Regions from separate parts of the Homo sapiens genome. Here region 2 is linked to region 1. A link is an interaction called in ENCODE POLR2A ChIA-PET data of the cell type or tissue named here. Cell type or tissue: GM12878. All regions are shown on one strand. Each heading gives the region's core, and the rest is flanking DNA. Links, peaks and the distances in the headings are about the cores only. Region 1 overlaps MRTFB (myocardin related transcription factor B). Region 2 overlaps ERCC4 (ERCC excision repair 4, endonuclease catalytic subunit).

The links. Peaks named below come from ENCODE experiments on the same cell type or tissue, not always from the same donor. Only the 100,000 strongest peaks of a DNase experiment are listed, where the experiment ranks them.
Region 2: POLR2A ChIA-PET joins it to region 1 with 5 read pairs; 3 of 35 experiments call an interaction of 5 or more read pairs at or near these places.

Annotation. Positions count from the first base shown.
Region 1 is chr16:14,112,007-14,128,922 of GRCh38, forward strand. The region is part of intron 2 of MRTFB (myocardin related transcription factor B); the gene reads left to right. Among named protein-coding and RNA genes, the nearest start is that of MRTFB, 49 kb to the left of the region's middle. In GM12878, for the core only: no CTCF peak of the experiment used is centred there; a DNase peak (open chromatin) is centred at 9,365; H3K4me3 peaks cover 701 bases; H3K27ac peaks cover 443 bases.
Region 2 is chr16:13,930,652-13,934,651 of GRCh38, forward strand. It overlaps ERCC4 (ERCC excision repair 4, endonuclease catalytic subunit), which reads left to right. Exons shown (of 11, transcript NM_005236.3): 5 at 59-239; 6 at 1,506-1,634; 7 at 3,541-3,651. Among named protein-coding and RNA genes, the nearest start is that of ERCC4, 12 kb to the left of the region's middle. In GM12878, for the core only: no CTCF peak of the experiment used is centred there; no DNase peak of the experiment used is centred there.

The DNA.
Region 1 (16,916 bases), core at 7,705-11,704:
ATTGCTTCACTGATTTGTGTCCTCCCACCCCATCAGTTCTTCACTGTTCAAGGGCAGTGTGGAGTAGGGGCAGAGTGGGATTTAATCAGTGCTGAAGCTCTGCCGAACAGGTATAAAGAAACAATGGGGTTTAAATGAGTGACCCTGAAGCAGAAAGAGTAAGAGCCCATATCAAGGGAGGTAGGAAAGGAAAAAGGTGGCAGGATCAGTGGTGTGGAGACCCCGGTGGGATTAACGGATTGTTGGATCCAGAATTTGAGAGATAGCTAGGAGGCAGTGGTCAGAGGTAGGTGCGTGAAACTGGGGAGATCACGGAGTGTTCCTGGTTTAGGGAATGATCATGAGGTGAGTGGCTGAGGAAGAGTGGATGACGGGGTTCAAAGGTAGGAAATTCAAAGCTGAGGGCTCCAGAGAGCTGGCAGGAAGAGTGGTTTGGAAACAACAGTGATGAGCTGGCTCGCCTCCAAGCCTAGTAAAGCAGGAGGATTGTGAGAGGCAAAAATCACCACCACTTAAAAGGGCTGCAAAGGAAGCAGTGTCTTCCAGGTGAGAGCCAGGTTTCCCTGCTTCTTCTCTTATTCCACCACAGTCTGTTCTTCACATAGAAGTCTGATGTTTTCATTTCTATCTGTCCAGGCCTGTGTGACCTGACCTCTAGCTGAGTTTGCTGTTTCTGCTCCAGGCACTGGCCTGCTTGGTGTGTTGAGCACACCAGGGATATTTTTGCCTTGGGGGCCGTTTGCACTTGCTATTGCCATCCAACACTGTTCTCCAGGTATCTTTATAGCTTATTCCCTCACCTCCTTCTGGTCTGTGTTCCAGTGTCTCCATGGACAGAAGTGTCAGGGCTTCTCTGGACACCCTATCTGAAATGGCACTCTTCCTGCCAAGCAGTTACAACCCCTTTTCCTGCCTTAGTTTGTTCTTCAGCACCTACCACAATTTGACAGTATATATTTTACTTATTTACTTATTGGTATATTACACGAGGGCAGAAATTTCTGTCTAGGTTATTATGTCTTTATTTTTTAATTTTTATTTATGTATTTATTTTGAGACAGAGTTTCACTCTTGTTGCCTAGGCTGGAGTGCAATGGCGTGATCTCGGCTCACTGCAACCACCGCCTCCCAGGTTCAAGCCATTCTCTCACCTCAACCTCCCAAGTAGCTGGGATTACAGGTGCCTGCCACCACACCCAGCTAATTTTTGTATTTTTAGTAGAGATGGGGTTTCACCAGGATGGCCAGGCTGGTCTCAAACTCCTGACCTCAGGTGATCCACCCGCCTTGGCCTCCCAGAGTGCTGGGATTACAGGCGTGAGCCACCACGCCCAGCCTATGTCTTTATTTTTTTAATTGCTTTTCCCTACACCTAGCAGAGAAATTGCCAAATAGCAGATGTTTATAAATATGAGTTGAATGTAGAATGAATGAACGAATGGATCAGTAAACAGGTACAGGAGGCCTAAAGAAGGAGGAAATGATTTATTCGCAGTAGGTGATTTCAGAATTCAGGATCTAGAGTGGGTGTAGGATGTGATTGTTATTGTGGGAGGTTGAAGTGGAGAGAATGGGATGATTCCTGTTGTTGAGGAAGCTGAGTTACTGGGACATTGGATAATTAGAAGGAATTCCAGCTCCTAGCTCGATGGCGGGAGACAACATGGAGAGAAAAACTACCAGTCAGGCCCATAATCATTAAGGAATTTAGGAGGGGCTGGGTGATCAATAGAGAACTCTAACAAAAATTAGAGAAGGGGGTTGGTTTAAAAAAAGCATATCCACAAAGAAAGTAGCAGTTATGAGGTGTTGCCCTCTCCCTACATCAAGCTTGTTTTGTTTCCTTAAATTTTCCAGGTACATTTAGTTAAATGTAAACTCTTCTGGTTTCATAGGTCTCTTGAATTTTTTTTAGAATAAAAAAATTACATACATAGAACTAATGTGTCAATGCTAGTTTTTAAAAGTCTGTTAACTCTGACATGGGATACCAAGAGCCTGTCAGTAAAAATAGTTGCTATGGATTGCCAGTTCCTTTGGATCTTTAGGGTCAAGTACTAGTATTTGCTTTTCAAACTGTAATAGGTTCAAAATACAGAGTATGATTTATACTGATATATTTGTGGTTGGAAACTTTAATGTTGCCAATGTCTTCCCAATTGACATCTGAATATCTCAATTATGCTTCTGGTAAATTTATTATTTTAAAATGCCCTGCCAGACCATAGTGCTTTACAAAGTTGGCAGCATATTGCTGATGACCTAATTTTTTATTTGGACTCATTGTAAATGTTCTAAATGTTTCAGTATAGAACTATTCATTTTACCCATTTGAAGAGCATTTTAGGTATGTTTTAATACATGGAAGGATTATTTTCTTCTAGCCCAAATAAGCAAAAAACTTTTAAGTATGTATTTTCAATCTCAATTCCCACATTTATTCTATTTTTAGGTTCCAGCTACCTTCCAGAACATCAGAAAGAGTAGTCCAATTTCAAATAGGATTTCTTCTGGGTAAAAGCTCGTTTCCTGCCTGCACTTGAGGCTGCGTTCCACCATGCTTGTGCTGGCTCTGAGTTTTGCCTCCCACCCTCAATTTCAACCATTATTTTATCCTATTCTCTGGTTTGCTTCAGTTCAGTTTCTTCCTCTCTGTAGTTTTTTTGGACCAGTAATTTCTAATTATCCTGTAGGTCTCAGTTTAAATGTTGCATTTTCAGGGACGTCTTTGTAGATTCCTTTCTAGTGCATTGGGTCCCCGCTGCTGTGTATTGTCATCACTGTGCTTTCCCATCATAATATTGTTACACCTTACTGTAATTATATGCTTCCTGTCCAAATCCATAACTTCCAAGGGGCTATCTGGCTACCTTGTCTGTCTTGTTAATCGCTGTATTTTTCAGCACCTACAATAAATAGTGCCTGGCACACAGAAAGCTCTTCATAGGTATTTTTTGAATGAAAGGATGAATGAATGAGAGTGAGTCCTAGGTTATTCCTCCTTGCCACCACAGCCATGGCTAGTGACCACTTAATATAAGTATTTGCAGCACTTGACACAAGTATAGAAAGGTTTGGGTCTCCTCTACTGGGAAAAGTCCAGTGCTAACAGTTATTGGGAGGATGACCTCAAGTCCTTTTCAGCACCACGCTGACACTACTTGGAATTATGCTACTGAGGGGAGGATCTTGTTCTTGCTACACATTGTACCTACTCTTTCTTCTGAGCAGCAATGTCAGGAGGAGGAATTATCAACTAAATAAGTAGATTTTTGTGAAATATGTATTTTTTTAGTTATTTCCCCAAATCCTACTACTTCAAGTCTGCTATGATCACATTGCCAAATTTCTGGGTTTTTAAGGTAGAGTTCCAAAAAATAATCATGTGTTATCTGGATGTTTCATACTGTAAGTAAGCATAGTGACAGATAAATATTTTGAACAAATAATCATTCAGTAACCTAATTTGCCCCAATTAATGTAGTTTGATGAAAGTTTATTCAGCACCTTGTACAGGTCCTCAACACCTTTTCTTAAACTCTGCGGCCCAGCTACATTTTAAATACAGGTTTTTTTGAATTTTAAAAGGATGACATGTACCACCCAGTGAAGTTTGAGGCAGTACCCCATAATCAAACATTAATATTTCTGCCTTGAAATAGTCACACTAAATAGGAAATGCACTACAAATAGCCTCAAATCAGCTCAGATTCTGATTTTGCTGCGTATAATTCTGGTCAGGTTGGGCCACAGGTGAATTATGAAAAAACTCCTGGTTTTAGACTTTTGGGTCTTTGGAGTTACTTGCAGAGAACTGTAATAGGTGCATATTTTGGTGTGATGATTCTACTGTCTGAGTCTCCCTTGAGTGCTTCCCCTCCCCTCCATGCTCTGGGCCACCATTAGGACAAGCCATGACTGTCACCTGGATCACAGGGGCCTCCTCCCACTCCATCTCCTTGCCTCTTGTTCCTTAGCAATCCATTCTGCAGAGTAATTGGCCTAAAACAAGTTTGGTTCATATTGCTGTTCTTTGTAAATCCTTTCATTGGCTTCTTACTGCTCTACAGATGGGGCACGCATTTCTTAATCCATCATTCAAAACTCATTATGATCTGGGCCCATTTTACCTCTCCTGCCCTTCAATAGCCACTCCTCATTTTTTTTTTCTTGCAAACATATTTCTTCTGTTCCATAGTCCTGCTTACCTATTGACTGTACCTTCTGTCTGAAATAGCTTCTTTATCCTGCCTCCATCCTCACGTCCCTTTTCTAACTCATCTATTTTTCAGGTCTTGGATTAGATTTCACTTCCAAGGAAACCTTTCCCCTCCTAGTTCTAGATTAAGTACCCTACCGTTGTGTTTGGGCAATGTCTTATGCTCCTGTTGCATTGTGATATAATTATGTTACTAATTCTCTGGAGCAAGCATCTCAACCTTAGCACTATTAACTTTTTTTTATATGCTTATTTCATGACCTGGTGTTTAACACCCTCCTAAGCCTCTGACACTTGACCTGCTGTGCATCTCACACTTGGCCTCTGACATTTGCCTTGCTTTAGCAGTCAGCTTCTAGACGTGGTTCTAAATAATGCCTACCAGATTTCTCTACCTTAGCACTATTGACATTTTGAACTGGGTAATTCTTTGTTGGTGGGGGCGGTGGGGCGGGGGTGGTCATTGTAAGCACCATTGTAAGGTGTTTAGCAGCATCCCTGGTCTCCACCCACTAGATGCCAGTAACCCTCCTTCCCATTGTGACAACCAAAAATGTCTCCAGACATTGTCAAACATCCTCAGGGGTGGGGAGGCACAGTCACCCCTGGTTGAGATCTACCAGTCTAGAAGGAAGACTCTTTGAGGAAGGGGCTATGCTTAAGGGCATCTTCATATTCCTGCCTTGGTACACATGGGTCACCTTATACATATTGAATTAAATTAATGTGGGAAGGAGGGTACTTGGCAAGGAAAGGGATGGATAGACAGATGAAGAGTCTAGCTCAGCTCTCTCGGGACATGGCATGTGAGAATATATAGCAAATGATTTTCAAGGGATTGAGGTACCATACATAAGGGGATCACACTCTGTTCTTCTCTTTGAATAACTACTCCTTTTGCCTTTGGGCCATCCCCCAAGGAATTATTTCCTGCCTTAGAGTTACAGGCCACAGAATCTCCTGATCTGCTGGAGGCTGCCTTAGAATCAACCAGGAAGCATTTGTTAAACCACTGTACAAATAATGGGCACAGATAGGAATCACAAGCAGTCCTTGCCCTCAAGGCGCTCCCAGCCCAGTGAGAAAGACACTGGTGGGTTTTGCCTCTCTGTCCAGAAGGCCCTTACACCCTTCCTTTCCTGGCACATTCCTACTCCTCCTATCCAGTCTTGATCAGGCCTTCCTAATACATGGTCCCATAGCATCTATTCTTTTCCTTCACAGCATTTTTCACAGTTTTAATTATATAGTTTTTTCTGTGTTTTACTTAAATGTTTCTATTCCTTGAGACTAAGTTCAATGGAGAAAGGGACAATGTCTGTTGTGTTTGTTTATGTTTCTCCAGCTCCTGGCACAATAACTGGCACATTGTAGGCATTTAAAATATAATTTATAGACAAATAAGAATGCTTGTGGCTGTCCCTCCAAGAACTTGGATTCCAGTGGAGGAGATGGTGCCAACTGCAGTGCTCAGTTCTGTACCAAAGGGATAGGAAAGTGCACGGTTGGTTTTGGGAGTGAGATGGAGAATAATCTGGACTAGAAAGAGGTACCTGGGATGACTTTATAGGGAAAAAAAAGTTAGAAAATCAGGAAGACTAGAAAGGAAAAAAGAAAAGCCATTCATAGGTTTAATATAGACAACCATTTTGGTAAATTTCAGCCTCTTCCCCCTTTTTCTCTTTCTTTAAAAATATGTTACTTCATGCTTTAAAGTATTTCATGAATACAGAAAAACATAGAGAATAATATAACCTCCACCTAGCTTAGTCAAATCTTAACATTTTGCTAGCTTTGATTTACATTAAAAGAAAAAATGATATAAAATAGAATAGAACATTGCACATAGAGTTGATGCTCCCCTGTGTGCCTCTCCCAGATGCCATTCCCTCATCTTTTTTTTTTTTTTTCTTTTTCTTTTTTTTTTGTGAGACAGGGTCTCATTCTGTCACCCAGGCTGGAGTGCAGCAGCATGATCTCGACTCACTGCCCCCTCCACCTCCCAGGCTCAAGTCATCCTCCCGCCTCAGTCTCCTGAGTAGCTGGGACTACAGGCACACGCCACCACACCCAGCTAGTTTTTGTATTCTTTTTTTTATAGAGATGGGGTTTTGCCATGTTGCCCAGTCTGGTCTTGAACTCCTGAACTCAAGCGATCTGCCCGCCTCGGCCTCCCAAAGTGCTGGAATTACAGGCGTTAAGCCACTGTGCCAAGCCTCCCCATCTTCTTTCTGCAGAACCACCATCATCCCGAAGTGTGTGTTTGTATCTCCCATGTAGGAAAGATGGGGAGGCCTGGCGTGGTGGCTTAATGCCTGTAATCCCAGCACTTTGGGGAAACTGAGTTGGGCGGATTGCTTGAGCTCAAGAGTTCGAGACCGGTCTGGGCAACATGGCCAAACCCCATCTCTACAAAAAATACAAAAATTAGCCTGGTGTGGTGGTGCATGCCTGTACACACTATTGATATATACATATATATATAGTGTAAGTATTTACATATATATATACACACATATATATACACACACACATATATATATAAACTATATATTGTTTGTATATTATTAAAACTACATTTGGTTTGAAGATTTTGAACTTTGCATAGTATGGTATCATACTGTGTATATATTTCTGTGGCTTGCTTTTTTCATTTAGCCTTTCGTGTGAGATTTAGCCATGTAGATGTGTATAGCAGTAATTCTTTCAGTTTTGTTGTATGATATTTTAGGACTACACTACAGTTTATCCATTCTTCTGTCAATGAGAGGTTTTGGTTATTTTCAACATTGTGGTATGTGTCTCGTGCATGTTTGACAGCTTTTCTAGGGTTTGTACTGTTAAAAGAAAAACCTTAGACAAATTAAATATAATAGAATTTAATTGAATGAAGAACAGTTTGTGAATCGGGCAGCCCCCAAACTAGACCAGGATTAGAGAAGCTAGGATTAGTATAGTCACGTGGTTGAAGATTTATGGACAGAAAAAGAAAGGTGCCATACAGAAAATGGAAGTGAGGTGCAGAAACCGTCGGATTGGTTATAGTTCATTGTTGGTCTTATTTGAATATAGTTTGGCAGTTGGCTGCCTCTGATTGGCTGAAACTAGGTGATTGGCACAAGAGTAGGTTATAGTTTGTTTATGTATTTAGTTAGGTTATAGTTTCTTATGTATAGAGAAACCTTTAAGCTGAATTTAAAATACATAAGGAGGCAGGTTTAGACTAAATTTAATTGAATGGTTTTTCCTTTTTGATCAGTCTCTCAAAATTTCACTTTTGAGAGATTGACCAAAACTTTAGGCATTAATGTCACTTTGGTTTTAAATTTTACTAGGAAATAGTAGACCAGTGGACTTTGCAAGGTGGGAACAAGGACTTCAGATAATTTTTTTGTAAGGGTTAGAGTAGAGGGAACCTTTTTTTGTTGGAATTTTTTGCTTATAGGAGAAAAAATCTGGTCTGTTTTAAACTTATTTTTTTTTAAGTTTTAGTTTGATTATATCATATTTAGTATAAGTGATTGTATTTTGGTTGGTTTGGTCTGTTGGGGCTTAGTGTAGGAGTTTAGTCTAAAATAATGGCCTCGCATAGCAGCTTTAGGCTAAACTGAATTTAACAGCACCTGCAGGTGGAACAGCTGACGTGTAGGGTCCTACATTTCCTCAGCTTCACTGGACGTTGCCAGATCATTCTCCAGAGCAGCTTTGAGGTTTCAGCTCCTGACAGCACTGTCTCAGAATTTCTGTTGCCTCATATTCTTGCCAAGACTTGGTACTGTCAGACTTTCAAATTTTTGCCAATGTGAAATAGTACATTTCCTTCATTTCTAGTGAATTTGGGCATCACTTCTTATGTTTATTTGGCTGTTTCCGTTTCCTCTTTTGGGGCTTGTCAGATTTTCTTTTGTATGTTCTTTTTCTTATGTATGTTTATATCCTTATATATCTCAGATTAACCTTTTGTTGATATTTTGCATTTCCTGTTTTCCATAGTTCACATATGTTCTCCATCATGGCTTATCTTTCCACTTTGTGGTATGCTTTGTTGGGTGCCAGTTTCACATTATAATCAAGTCATACTTGTCAGTCTGTTCATTTATGGTTGGTGCTTTTTACATCATGTTTAATCCCTCCGTTCTCTAAGTACTTTGGGGTCATAAAGAGATCCTACCATGTTTCCTTCTAAAAGTTTGTTCTGTTTTTTTTCAGTGTAGGTCTAATCCATGTGCAATTTATTTCTGTGTGTGCATATAAGATAGAGAAAATTTTCCACGTGAGTAAACTGGTTGCACAAGCCAGTGTCACTGATTGCATAGTCTTATCTTTTTCCCCACTGATTTGTGATGCCACCTTATCACGTATTCAGTTTCCTTAGTATACATGGGCAGCTTCATCGGTTTATAATACATTCTTTTAAAATAATATATGCTTGTGTCACTTCTGCACTATCTTAATCACTGTGGCTTTATATATTGATACATTATGCAAGGCCCTGTTAAGAACCTTGAGTGGATGGTTATGATTGGAACTTAGTGTGTGGGGGATAGAATAGTGGGTGGTTGTGCTAGGAAAGTAGGTGGACTTGATTTTGTGGAGGGCTTTGAGGAGAACTCTGAGGACACAGGTAAGGTCTGTCTGTGGGACCATGGGTCACTGGGTGCTGGTAGATATAGAAGTAGGGCCTGGGCTATAATCTTTCAGCAGCAATGAGTGGTTTTTTTCAAAGAAGATTAAGGGTCTCAAGAAGTTATTTGTGCATTCCACATAAACTCATATATATGTATAGTATATTTTTTCCAGAAGTCTTTTTGATTAACTCTTCTTTAAGCTGTTGCTCTCTTAAAACCTCACCTCAAATTTCTCTTACATCAGAAACTCTTTAAAACTGGTTATTGTGAGTGTTCTTTGCTTTGGTGTTACAGTCTTCATTTGAAAGCTGGTTCTTAGCATTGTCATTTTCTTTTTCAGTTAATATGGCTTTTTTTTTTTTTACATTGAGCTTTAGGCTTATTTTTTCCCCTTTCTACTTTGTACTGAATTGAATCAGAAAAAAAAAGAATGCTATTTTTAAGTGCCATTATTCTTTTGAAGAAAAGCTTCCATTTAAAATGTTTGTCTGAACTGTAAGGGGTTTCTGTCAACCACTTCTGCTTCTGCTGAGAATGAGTAACATGACCTTTTTTTCTGTTTTAAAGAACAAGAGCGATGTCACGATGCTCCAAATGTTTGTTGTATTCCTTATTTTGGTGACATTTGAACTCTTATTAAGTAGAATTGAGTTAGTAAAAATTAAATAAGTTAGAGAAAATTGACTACTACTTAGATTGTTAACCTCTTATGCAAACTCTAGTGCTTCTGTGGTGTTTGAAAAGGAAGTATAAAAAGAGTTGCAGAATGAGGGGAAAAGCCCTGAAAGCGTTTTTGTTTTTGTTTTTTTCAAATTGGAAATGTCTTTATTCTCTTTGCAGACTGTAAAGGTAGCACACGCTCATTATAAAAATTTGACGCAATACCAAAGGGTGTAGAATAGCACTCCCCCATAGAGTTTTCTGCAATGATGGAAATGTTCTATTTTGTACCATCAGTGTAGTAACCATTAACCATATGTGGCCGTCAAGCCCTTAAAATGTGACAGGTGCAATTGTAGAACTGAGTTTTTTAATTTAATTGTAATTGATTTATATTTAAGTAGAACATGTGGTGAGTAGCTACTGTATGGTACACTCAGAGATAGCCGGTTGGGTGTGTACATTCTCTGTCACTCTCTACCAGCCTCCTGACTTTCTTCTCTCTTTTACCTCTGCTCTGTCCCTTTTTTCTCACCTCCTGTCTCTGTTTCTTTGGCATGCAGCCTGCCAGGCTGCCTCCACTCTCCCTGCCTTCCCCGTTCTTTCTCTTGTTCTTTCTATGTAAGTGTTATATATATACACATAGGACATTCTGTTCAGCAGTTAACTTTTTCTATTTAATTATGTATCATGGACATTTTCCCCTTTCAGTACATATGGATCTGTTTTTTTTTTTTCAATAATAGCGTAATTTCAGTGGAATTAATGTACCAACTTTTTTTTTATTATACTTTAAGTTCTGGGGTACATGTGTAGAATATGCAGTTTTGTTACATGTATATACACGTGCCATGGTGGTTTGCTGCACCCATCAGCCGGTCACCTACCTTAGGTATTTCTCCTAATGCTATCCCTCCCCTAGCCCCCTACCCTGCAACAGGCCCTGGTGTGTGATGTTTCCCTCCCTGTGTCCATGTGTTCTTATTATTCAGCTCCCACTTATGAGTGAGAACATGCGGTGTTTGGTTTTCTGTTCTTATGTTAGTTTGCTGAGAGTGATGGTGTCCAGCTTCATCCATGTCCCTGCAAAGGATATGAACTCATCCTTTTTTATGGCTGCATAGTATTCCGTGGTGTATATATGTGCCACATTTATTTTCTTTATCCAGTCTATCATTGACGGACATTTGGGTTGGTTTCAAGTCTTTGCTATTGTGAATAGTGCCACAGTAAACATATGTGTGCATGTGTCTTTATAGTAGAATGATTTATAATCCTTTGGGTATATACACAGTAATGGGATTGCTGGGTCTAATTGTATTTCTAGTTCTAGATCCTTGAGGAATCACCACACTGTCTTCGACAATGGTTGAACTAATTTACACTCCCACCAACAGTGTAAAAGCATTCCTATTTCTCCACATCCTCTCCAGCATCTGTTGTTTCCTGACTTTTTAATGATCACCATTCTTACTGGCGTGAGATGGTATCTCATTGTAGTTTTGATTTGCATTTCTCTAATGACCAGTGATGACGAGCATTTTTTCATATGTTTGTTGGCTGCATAAATATCTTCTTTTGAGAAGTGTCGGTTCACACCCTTTGCTCACTTTTTGATGGGGTTGTTTGTTTTTTTCTTGTAAATTTGTTTAAGTTCTTTGTAGATTCTGGATATTAGCCCTTTGTCAGATGGATAGATTGCAAAAATTTTCTCCCATTCTGTAGGTTGCCTGTTCACTCTGATGATAGTTTCTTTTGCTGTTCACAAGCTCTTTAGTTTAATTAGATGCCATTGGCTTTTGTTGCCGTTGCTTTTGGTGTTTTAGACATGAAGTCCTTGCCATGCCTATGTCCTAAATGGTATTGCCTAGGTTTTCTTCTAGAATTTTTATGGTTTTAGGTCTTACATTTAAGTCTTTAATCTATCTTGAGTTAATTTTTGTATAAGATGTAAGGAAGGGGCCCAGTTTCAGTTTTCTGCATGTGGCTAGCCAGTTTTCCCAACACCATTTATTAAATAGGGAATCCTTTCCCCATTGCTTGTTTGTATAGGTTTGTCAGGTTGTTGATGTATGGTCTTATTTCTGAGGCCTCTGTTCTGTTCCATTGGTCTATATATCTGTTTTGGTACTAGTACCATGCTGTTTTGGTTACTAGCCCTGTCATATAGTTTGAAGTCAGGTAGTGTGATGCCTCCAGCTTTGTTCTTTTTGCTTAGGATTGTCTTGGCTATGAGGGCTCCTTTTGGGTTCCATATGAAGTTTAAAGTAGTTTTTTCCAATTCTGTGAAGAAAGTCAATGGTATCTTGATGGGGATAGCATTGAATCTATAAATTACTTAGGGCAGTGTGGCCATTTTCACGATATTGATTCTTCCTATCCATGAGCATGGAATGTTTTTCCATTTGTTTTTGCCCTCTCTTATTTCCTTGAGCAGTGGTTTCTAGTTCTCCTTGAAGAGATCCCTCACATCCCTTGTAAGTTGTATTCCTAGGTATTTTATTCTTTCAGTAGCAATTGTGAATGGGAGTTCACTCATGATTTGGCTCTCTGTCTGTTATTGGTGTATAAGAATACTTGTGATTTTTGCACATTGATTTTGTATCCTGAGACTTTGCTGAAGTTGCTTATCAGCTTAAGGAGATTTCGGGCTGAGATGATGGGGTTTTCTAAATATATAATCATGTTATCTGCAAACAGAGACAATTTGACTTCCTCTTTTCCTATTCGAATACCCTTTATTTCTTTCTCTTGCCTGATTGCTCTGGCCAGAACTTCCAATACTGTGTTGAATAGGAGTGGTGAGAGAGGGCATCCTTGTCTTGTGCCAGTTTTCAAAGGGAATGCTTCCAGTTTTTGCCCATTCGGTATGATATTGGCTATGGATTTGTCATAAGTAGCTCTTACTATTTTGAGATATGGTCCATCAATACCTAGTTTATTGAGAGTTTTTAGCATGAAGCGGTGTTGAATTTTGTCAAAGGCATTTTCTGCATCTATTGAGATAATCATGTGGTTTTTGTCATTAGTTCTGTTTATATGATGGATTACGTTTATTGATTTGCATATGTTGAACCAGCCTTGCATCCCAGGGATGAAGCCGACTCGTGGTGGATGAGCTTTTTGATGTGCTGCTGGATTCGGTTTGCCAGTATTTTATCGAGGACTTTTGCATCGATATTCATCAGGGATATTGGCCAGAAATTTTCTTTTTTTGTTGTGTCTCTGCCAGGTTTTACGGTATCAGGATGATGCTGGCCTCATAAAATGAGTTAGGAAACATTCTCTCTTTTTCTGTTGTTTGGAACAGTTTCGGAAGGAATGTGTATTAACATGTGTTAACCCTACTGATGGGTAGTAGGTTGTTTTCAGTTTTTTTTCCTATAAAATATTTTTTAACCACTACAGTATTTCCTGTTATATGTTTTCCTTTGTGTTTTCTGCGTACCTTGCTGGTGTATAGGGTTGAATTGTTCAAAACTGAAATCTGCGTTTTCTTTTGTACTTTGATACCTAGTAGAATTCCCTTAGAACTTCAAATAAAGACCCCACTGGAATCCTTGGCTGCAGCCTACAGGTTAAGGTTGGCATATTGTCTTTCACTAGTGCAGTAATAATGGTTCTGATTGCTTGCTGTCCGGTGTGCTAAAGAGAAAGAGACTGGAATGTTACATCAACATGGATGAATGCCCACTGTTGTCTCTCTCAGAGAGGTGGGCTGGCTGCAACTGCCTCTGCCTTTCTTGAGGCCACCTCGGCAAGGGTGTGTGCAAAGGCAGCACTAGGCACACCTGCTGCCAGCCCCTCCAGCAAGGCCATTTCTGTTTCATGGGCAAAATTCCTGGGGGTAAATACTGTGGGCTTGAGGTCTCATCTTAGATTTCAGAGAAAATCTGAATTCGGTTTAATGGCAATCTAGCCTGGCAAACAGATTCTGCTTATGTCAGCTGGAGCGGGCAGCTTGGAGGGGAACCCCCAGAGGTGCTGTGCCTAGCAGTAGGGATGGGTGAGAGTGAGCAGACTCTTCTCTAGCAAGCACCTCTGTTTTTCCAGTTGGTAGTTTTTTACAGTGTCTCCCAGAAATTTTGTAAACATATTGTTTCCACTCACCTGATAAAACCTTCTAAATCTTTTTCTTTTTGGAATAACTTGTTTCATGAAATTGTTGGTAGTAGTTGCTTTTCTTATTTGGCAAATGGGTTTTTGTACTTTACGTCTGTCTGAGGTTTATAATATGCTGAGGTCATTTCCAAGTGATTTTTCAAGTGATGGTTAACATTTTTCATCTTTATCTGAAAAATATTTCTCTTAAGGACAGTGATGTATTTATAGGAAATAATTAAAATAATGCCGCTTGAAAAACAAAGAGTTTGCGGAACACAGAAACCTGAGCTGCCCTCCCTTTCCTTAGTTTAGTCATTTCCAGCACAGAAATTGTAACCCTGAATAATTACTTTCAAGGACTACACTCAAACTTCTTAACTTCTCTGGCTACTCTAAGGAAAAGCTAAAGAGATAATGTGGTAAGGAATAAAAAGTACATGGAGAAATTTATTTTACTGATTGAACTTTAGAAAATAAAGCCTTAGGAAATTCTTAATTCACTAAGATTAGTTTGGTTACCTAGTTTCAAGAAGTAACTTTAGAAACAATACCCACTCTCTAAAAGCCAGAGGGTTTTTTTTTCCTTTTTAAAAAAACCTTAGTTTATATGTATAGCCGTGTTATGTTGCCAGATACCTAGAAATCCAAATGTCTGTTAAATCCCAAATATTGGATTTAACAATGCAAAATATAAATATTAATTTCAACCTCTGTTACTTTAAGAGCTAACCTGTATTATGCCTGGGCTAGGAAAACTTTAAAACCCTATTATCATTTATTCATCAGAATATTTTTCTTTGTGTGTCAGAACAGTTGGTAGAAATAAACTTTTTTTATTTGGAAGTTTGAAGTTTAATTAGAAAGTCAAGACAAGCTAGAAAGGGGGTTAAATTTTTTAAAAATAATAATGTTATACTTTTTATATTATTTCACATAATCGATGCGGGAAACCAAGAATGTGGTAGACAGAATAATAACACTAATTGCTGACATTATTGACATTTACTGATTTATTCATAGCTCTGCTGTGCGCCTCACATCTATTATCTCTTCAATTCTCCCATCAATCCTGTGAAATAAGTACGTTTGTCACCCCCAGCTTTAACTAAAGATGCTGTGGCTTTGAAAGTTTAAGTAACTTGCCCACCAGCTAAAAAATTTCACAGCTGGAATTTGAACCCAAGCAGTCTGACAACAGAGGAGGAAACTTTAACCATCACAGTTCTAATTTGACGAGATCTCTCCTGAAACAGGGGCTAAATACTATGATAGTTAAGTGAATACTTCATCCAGGAAACAACCGTAGCTAAAAATGAAGCCAGTGAGCAATTTTTTAATGGTTTCTCACAGCCAAGTGTAATTCCAAACACCTGACATATAGTATCTCACTTCATTTGCACTCTGCAAGGGATATATTATTTATACTCATTTTTCAAAGAGGCTTAGGGGGTTAACTAACTTGCCCATAGTCACGATTTTTGTAATTTGTGAAGCTGGGATGGTGCAGAATAATTGATTAACATCCATTTATTAAATATTTTTATTAGTTTGTGCAAGGATTGCTTTAGTTCTGTTCAGTTCGGTATTTTAATCAGTTACTAAGATGAATATGCAAAAGGCAAACAAATTTCAGATGACACAAAACGGAGTGAAGGTATTACAAAATGGAACAATATTCAAAAAGATTTTCAGCCTTAAATTGCTTGCTTTTTAAGCATAAACAACACATTCACACATTCAAAGATAACAAGACTAAGGGCCGGGTGCGGTAAGTATCTTTGTCTTACACCAGAGGCGGGTGGATCACGAGGTCAGGAGATAGAGACCATCCTGGCTAACATGGTGAAACCCCGTCTCTACTAAAAATACAAAAAAAATTAGCCAGGCGTGGTGGTGGGCGCCTGTAGTCCCAGCTACTCAGGAGGCTGAAGCAGGAGAATGGCGTGAACCCGGGAGCAGAGGTTGCAGTGAGCCGAGATCATGCCACTGCACTCCAGCCTGGGGGACAGAGCGAGACTCTGTCTCAAAAAAAAAAAAAAAAAATAATGACGAAAATCCCCTCTAGCCTTGGCCAGTGACCACTCCATTGCACCGTCCCACTACTGTTCACACACAGCTGAGAACCACTCTACTCCTTTCCTCTTTCTCCAGGGTGTCATTTTTAGCAAAAGTGAATATATATATATATTTTCTTCTTTTCCCCTTTTCTGATTCACTGGTGTTACTGGCCAGGTCCAAGTCTCTCCTATATCTTTGTCCAGGGTGTAATTTTAGCAAAACTGAATATATATATATATATATATATATATATATTTTTTTTTTTTTTTTTTTTTTCTTTTTTTCCCCTTTTCTAATTCATTGGTGTTACTGGCCAAGTCCAGGTCCATTCTGTCTGCATGCAGTAAGTTTATTACTGTGACTTGGGTTTTGCAAAAGAGAAAAGATTTATTCTCAAGGCTGCCGAGCAAGGAGACAGAAGAACAGCTCTGAAAACCACCTCCCTGAAGATAAGGCTTAGGGATGTTTATGGTTGAGGAAGTGAGGTAGTCTAAGGCATGGGGAAAAATGAAGTAAGAGGTTTATTCTGTGCAAGCGTAGTTGGGTTTCATGCCATTTCATAGGACATATGTGCCAAAAATGGTGTTAGCGTGATCTGAGAGTGGAGTTTTTGGCCTCCCTGACCTCAAAAGGTCACCTCTTAGGTTCTTAACACAGGCCCAGTTGAAGGGTTCGTGGTCTCGACCAGTTGGAACTGGGCAGGAGCTGGCCCACATTCCTGGAAGACAACTGAAATAACCGTTACTTTGATGACCTATGATGTTATCTATAACATAGCCAGTGAAGTTTCAGTGTTTAGCAGTAATGCCTTCACCTACTGCGGCCTTCAGCTTCTTAGAAAAAGGAAAACAACAGCAACAGCAACAAAAAGCAAGTGACCAAAAGCAAGCGGGACAGGCAGACCTGACCAAGTTAACCCCCTGCTTTCATTAGCAACAGATCTTAGATATCTTTCCATATCAGTATCACCTGGAGAGAGCTTCCTCATTCTTCCTTATAACTGCATAGTATTATATTTTATGAATGTACAACAATTTAACCCATCTCCTATTGATCGTGGCTAGAGTTATTTCTAGTCATTTGCTATTAAAAACCATATCGCAATAATCTTGTACAGTATCATTGTTTTAATTATTTGTAATTTGTGTGTCATCAAATTCACCATTTTTGGCATAAGTTCTAGGTTTTGACAAACACACAGAGACATGTAACCACCACAACCAAGATACAGAACAGTTCCATCACCC
Region 2 (4,000 bases), core at 1-4,000, 190 kb before region 1:
ATTAAGAATAACTATACTTAACATATTTTAGCAATACCAAATTTTATTCTTGTTTTAGACAATCCGCCATTATCTGGATCCTTTGTGGCACCAGCTTGGAGCCAAGACTAAATCCTTAGTTCAGGATTTGAAGATATTACGAACTTTGCTGCAGTATCTCTCTCAGTATGATTGTGTCACATTTCTTAATCTTCTGGAATCTCTGAGAGCAACGGAAAAAGCTTTTGGTCAGAATTCAGGTGGGAGATTAAAATACTAATAATATTCTAAGAGCTGATTTGAATAAAGTGTTAGGTTTTAGGGGGAATCAGGTGTGAAAAGTGCTATATTCAACTATATGTTATACTGAGATTTCAAATTATGTTTTATGTTCATAGCACAAAGATGTAGGTTTTATTGATAGCTAATGTTTCCGCCTACTTAACGTCTGTTCTGTATAATAATAAATATTCATATCCGTTCCGGGCAATTTTATTTCTAGAAAAGACTGTGTGTAGTACAGGCAGTCCTCAACTTAGAAATAGGTTGTGTTCTGGAAGTTTAGTTGTTAAGAACTTAAAATTCATTTTCCTCAAAGCAAAAGCAAGGGAGTATGGGGCTTCCATCAGCTAGAGTGCCAAAGACTGAAGAGCAGAAGAGATTTTAGGGAAATATACATATACAGCTGGCCACCATCTCGTTTGGCTACCACTGTTTTGGCCTCTGTCACTGTTTGACCAGACCAGCGGTTTTCAAAGTGTGGTCCGTGAACCCCTGGGGTCAAGATTTAATACAGTTAATAATTCTGATGGTTCTTTAGGGACATTCTTAAGTGATGAACTGCAGAAGCATGACAGTAAAGAATGCACTGAATGCCAGTACACTTTCATGGCACTGCCTTGGTTCATGCTACGGCACCAGCATGTACAATTATGGAGCATTCTTATGTAAAACTCTTCTACCTGTAGATATCCAAATGTTGTCATTTCAAAGTAAAAAATGTTATTTATTTTCCTCTTGATTATAGTTAAAATAAGAGATAACCACTTACTATATAACTGCAAAAGTCAGAGTGATGCTTATATGCCAATCCACATATTTTCCTATAAATTATTACTTTCCAGTAAACCAAAGAAGCTGTGTTTTAAATGACCTCCAATTTTATTCTTAAATAACAGCAAATTCCTATTAACAACATTGCAAATATTAAAATAACTTGCTTTTACGCCATCACTGGAAATGTCAACGCAGTGAAAAAAGTCAAATAATGTCATGGTATTGTTACGAGAAAAGTTCTGACATCACATAGCCCTGAAAATATCTTGGGGGCCCCTGGGAGTTCACGGACCACACCCAGAAAACCACTGGTCCAGCTGAACAGCGACAGATCACAGTAGTGGGAGGCGGTGTGGTTGGTAGGAAGACAGGATGACAGCCAGTTACGTATGTAGGTCATGTGACCATCAGAGACTGTTTTAAATTAACCATAAATTGATGGCACTTTTTCTTTTAACTTTTCGTATTAGGTTGGCTGTTTCTTGACTCCAGCACCTCGATGTTTATAAATGCTCGAGCAAGGGTTTATCATCTTCCAGATGCCAAAATGAGTAAAAAAGAAAAAATATCTGAAAAAATGGAAATTAAAGAAGGGGAAGGTATCTTGTGGGGTTAAGTCTTTAAATGTGTTTTTTATTTCGGTATTTGGTATGGAAATTTAAAGTGCAATTTAAAGTCTTCTTTGGCCATGTGAAAAGTGTGTTCCTTGAAGATAAATGTATGTATGTTTGTTATATGTAACATGTAATGTATGTTGAAAGTATATATGTAAAGTATATGTGTAATGTATGTCGAAGTATACAGCATGGCAAGTCTTGCAGTCTATTGCCCAGGGCTTCCAAATAACAGATGTCAAATATTGATCAAAAGTATGCTACATGAGGAGCTATATATTGATTTTTTTAGAACTTCAAAGTAATTATTATTTTTGAGTCAGAATGAGGTTGGGGCATGGTGGCACACACCTATAATCCCAGCCCTTTGGGAGGCCGAGGCAGGAGGATTGCTTGAGCCCGGGAGTTCAAGACCATCCTGGGCAACAAAGCAAGACTCCATCTCTACAAAAAAAATTTTAAGGCTGGGCTCAGTGGCTCACGTCTGTAATCCCAGCACTTTGGGAGGCTGAGGCAGGCCGATCACCTGAGGTCAGGAGTTTGAGACCAGCCTGGCCAATATGGTGAAACCCCGTCTCTATTAAAAATACCAAAAATTAGCCAGGCGTGGTGGCGGGCACCTGTAATCCCAGCTACTCAGGAGGCTGAGGCAGGAGAATCACTTGAACCCAGGAGGCGGAGGTTGCAGTGAGCTGAGATCACACTACTGCACTCCAGCCTGGGCAACAGAGTGAGACTCGGTCTCAAAAAAAAAAAAAAAAAAAAAACACAAAAACTTTTAAAGTAGCCTGGCGAGGTGATGTGCACTTATCGTCTCAGCTACTTGAGAGGCTAAGGTGAGCCCAGGAGTTGAAGGTGACACCAAGATATGATCACACCACTATACTCCAGCCTGGGTGACAGAGTACGACTGTGTCTCAAAACTAATAAATAAAGTCAGGATGGAATATTTGAATATCCTTTTTAATTTTTAAGCAACATAAATATACTAGAATGAGGCAAATATGGGTTTTATTCCAGCATCTTATCTAGTGATACCGTAAATATCACTAGTTTTTTAAGGCATGGGATAGGGTTAATGCCTGCTTTCTGCCTAGTTTAAAGGTCTGTTTCAAAACTTAACTGAGGCCGGGCGCGGTGGCTCATGCCTGTAATCCCAGTACTTTGGGAAGCCAGTGCAGGTGGATCACCTGAGGTCAGGAGTTCGAGACTAGCCTGACCAACATGGTGAAATCCTCTCTCTACTAAAAATACAAAATTAGCCAGGAGTGGTGGCACATGCCTGTAATCCCAGCTACTTGGGAGGCTGAGGCAGGAGACTTGCTTGAACCCAGGAGGCAGAGGTTGCAACGAGCCGAGATCATGCCATTGCCTCCAGCCTGGGCAGTAAGAGTGAAACTTCGTCTTAAAAAAAAAAAATCTTTTTAAAGAAAACTTAATTGAATATATTATTGATGTGTTTGTGTTTGAATGCGTATAGGAACAAAAAATTTAATTGTTGTCTACTTTTATCCATGTTCAGGATTATGAAAGTCATGGGGATTTTAGAAATAGTAAATACTGTCATTGTGTACCGATGCCTTTGTTTTGTATAGCTGCTTATATATAGTGTCACAGAAACAACTAACACAGAATGGTCTCTCATTAGTGACCATGCATATAACTTTCTACCAAGGCATTTTGAAAGCCATATTAATGGTTTGAAGTATCTTTCATTTACACCTTAAGTAGATCTTTTTCAGGAAAGCAGATTCCATCTAACATTATAAAGAAAGCTTAAATAAATGGGCATATGTACTGATGCTCGTGTTATCTGTTGTTTTAAAAGCCTTTGGAAGACTTTATGGGTAAATATTATCACATAGAATGAGATATTTTTATTTCTCTACAGAAACAAAAAAGGAACTGGTCCTAGAAAGCAACCCAAAGTGGGAGGCACTGACTGAAGTATTAAAAGAAATTGAGGCAGAAAATAAGGAGAGTGAAGCTCTTGGTGGTCCAGGTAGGAAAAAAGGAGATGAAAACATTTGCTTCCAAAATCTATCAAATGAGTCCTGATTTAATTAGCTCTTTAAAAGTAGTTCAAGACTAGCCTGACCAACATGGTGAAACCCTGTCTCTATTTTAAAACACTGCTATTTTATCTATAAAATGTAGACAAATAAATGGCAAATGAACACTGAGATCCTAGTGGCAACCTCATTTCTGTTCGTTTGATGTTGTTTTCTCCAGGTTGAATCATTGTATATTCATGAAAGCAGGTTTTTAAACTAGTTGGGTTCTTAGAACTTCTATTTAAAGATTGAGCTAATCTCTACACATATTCACCAAGCTTTAAATCTGGAATCCCC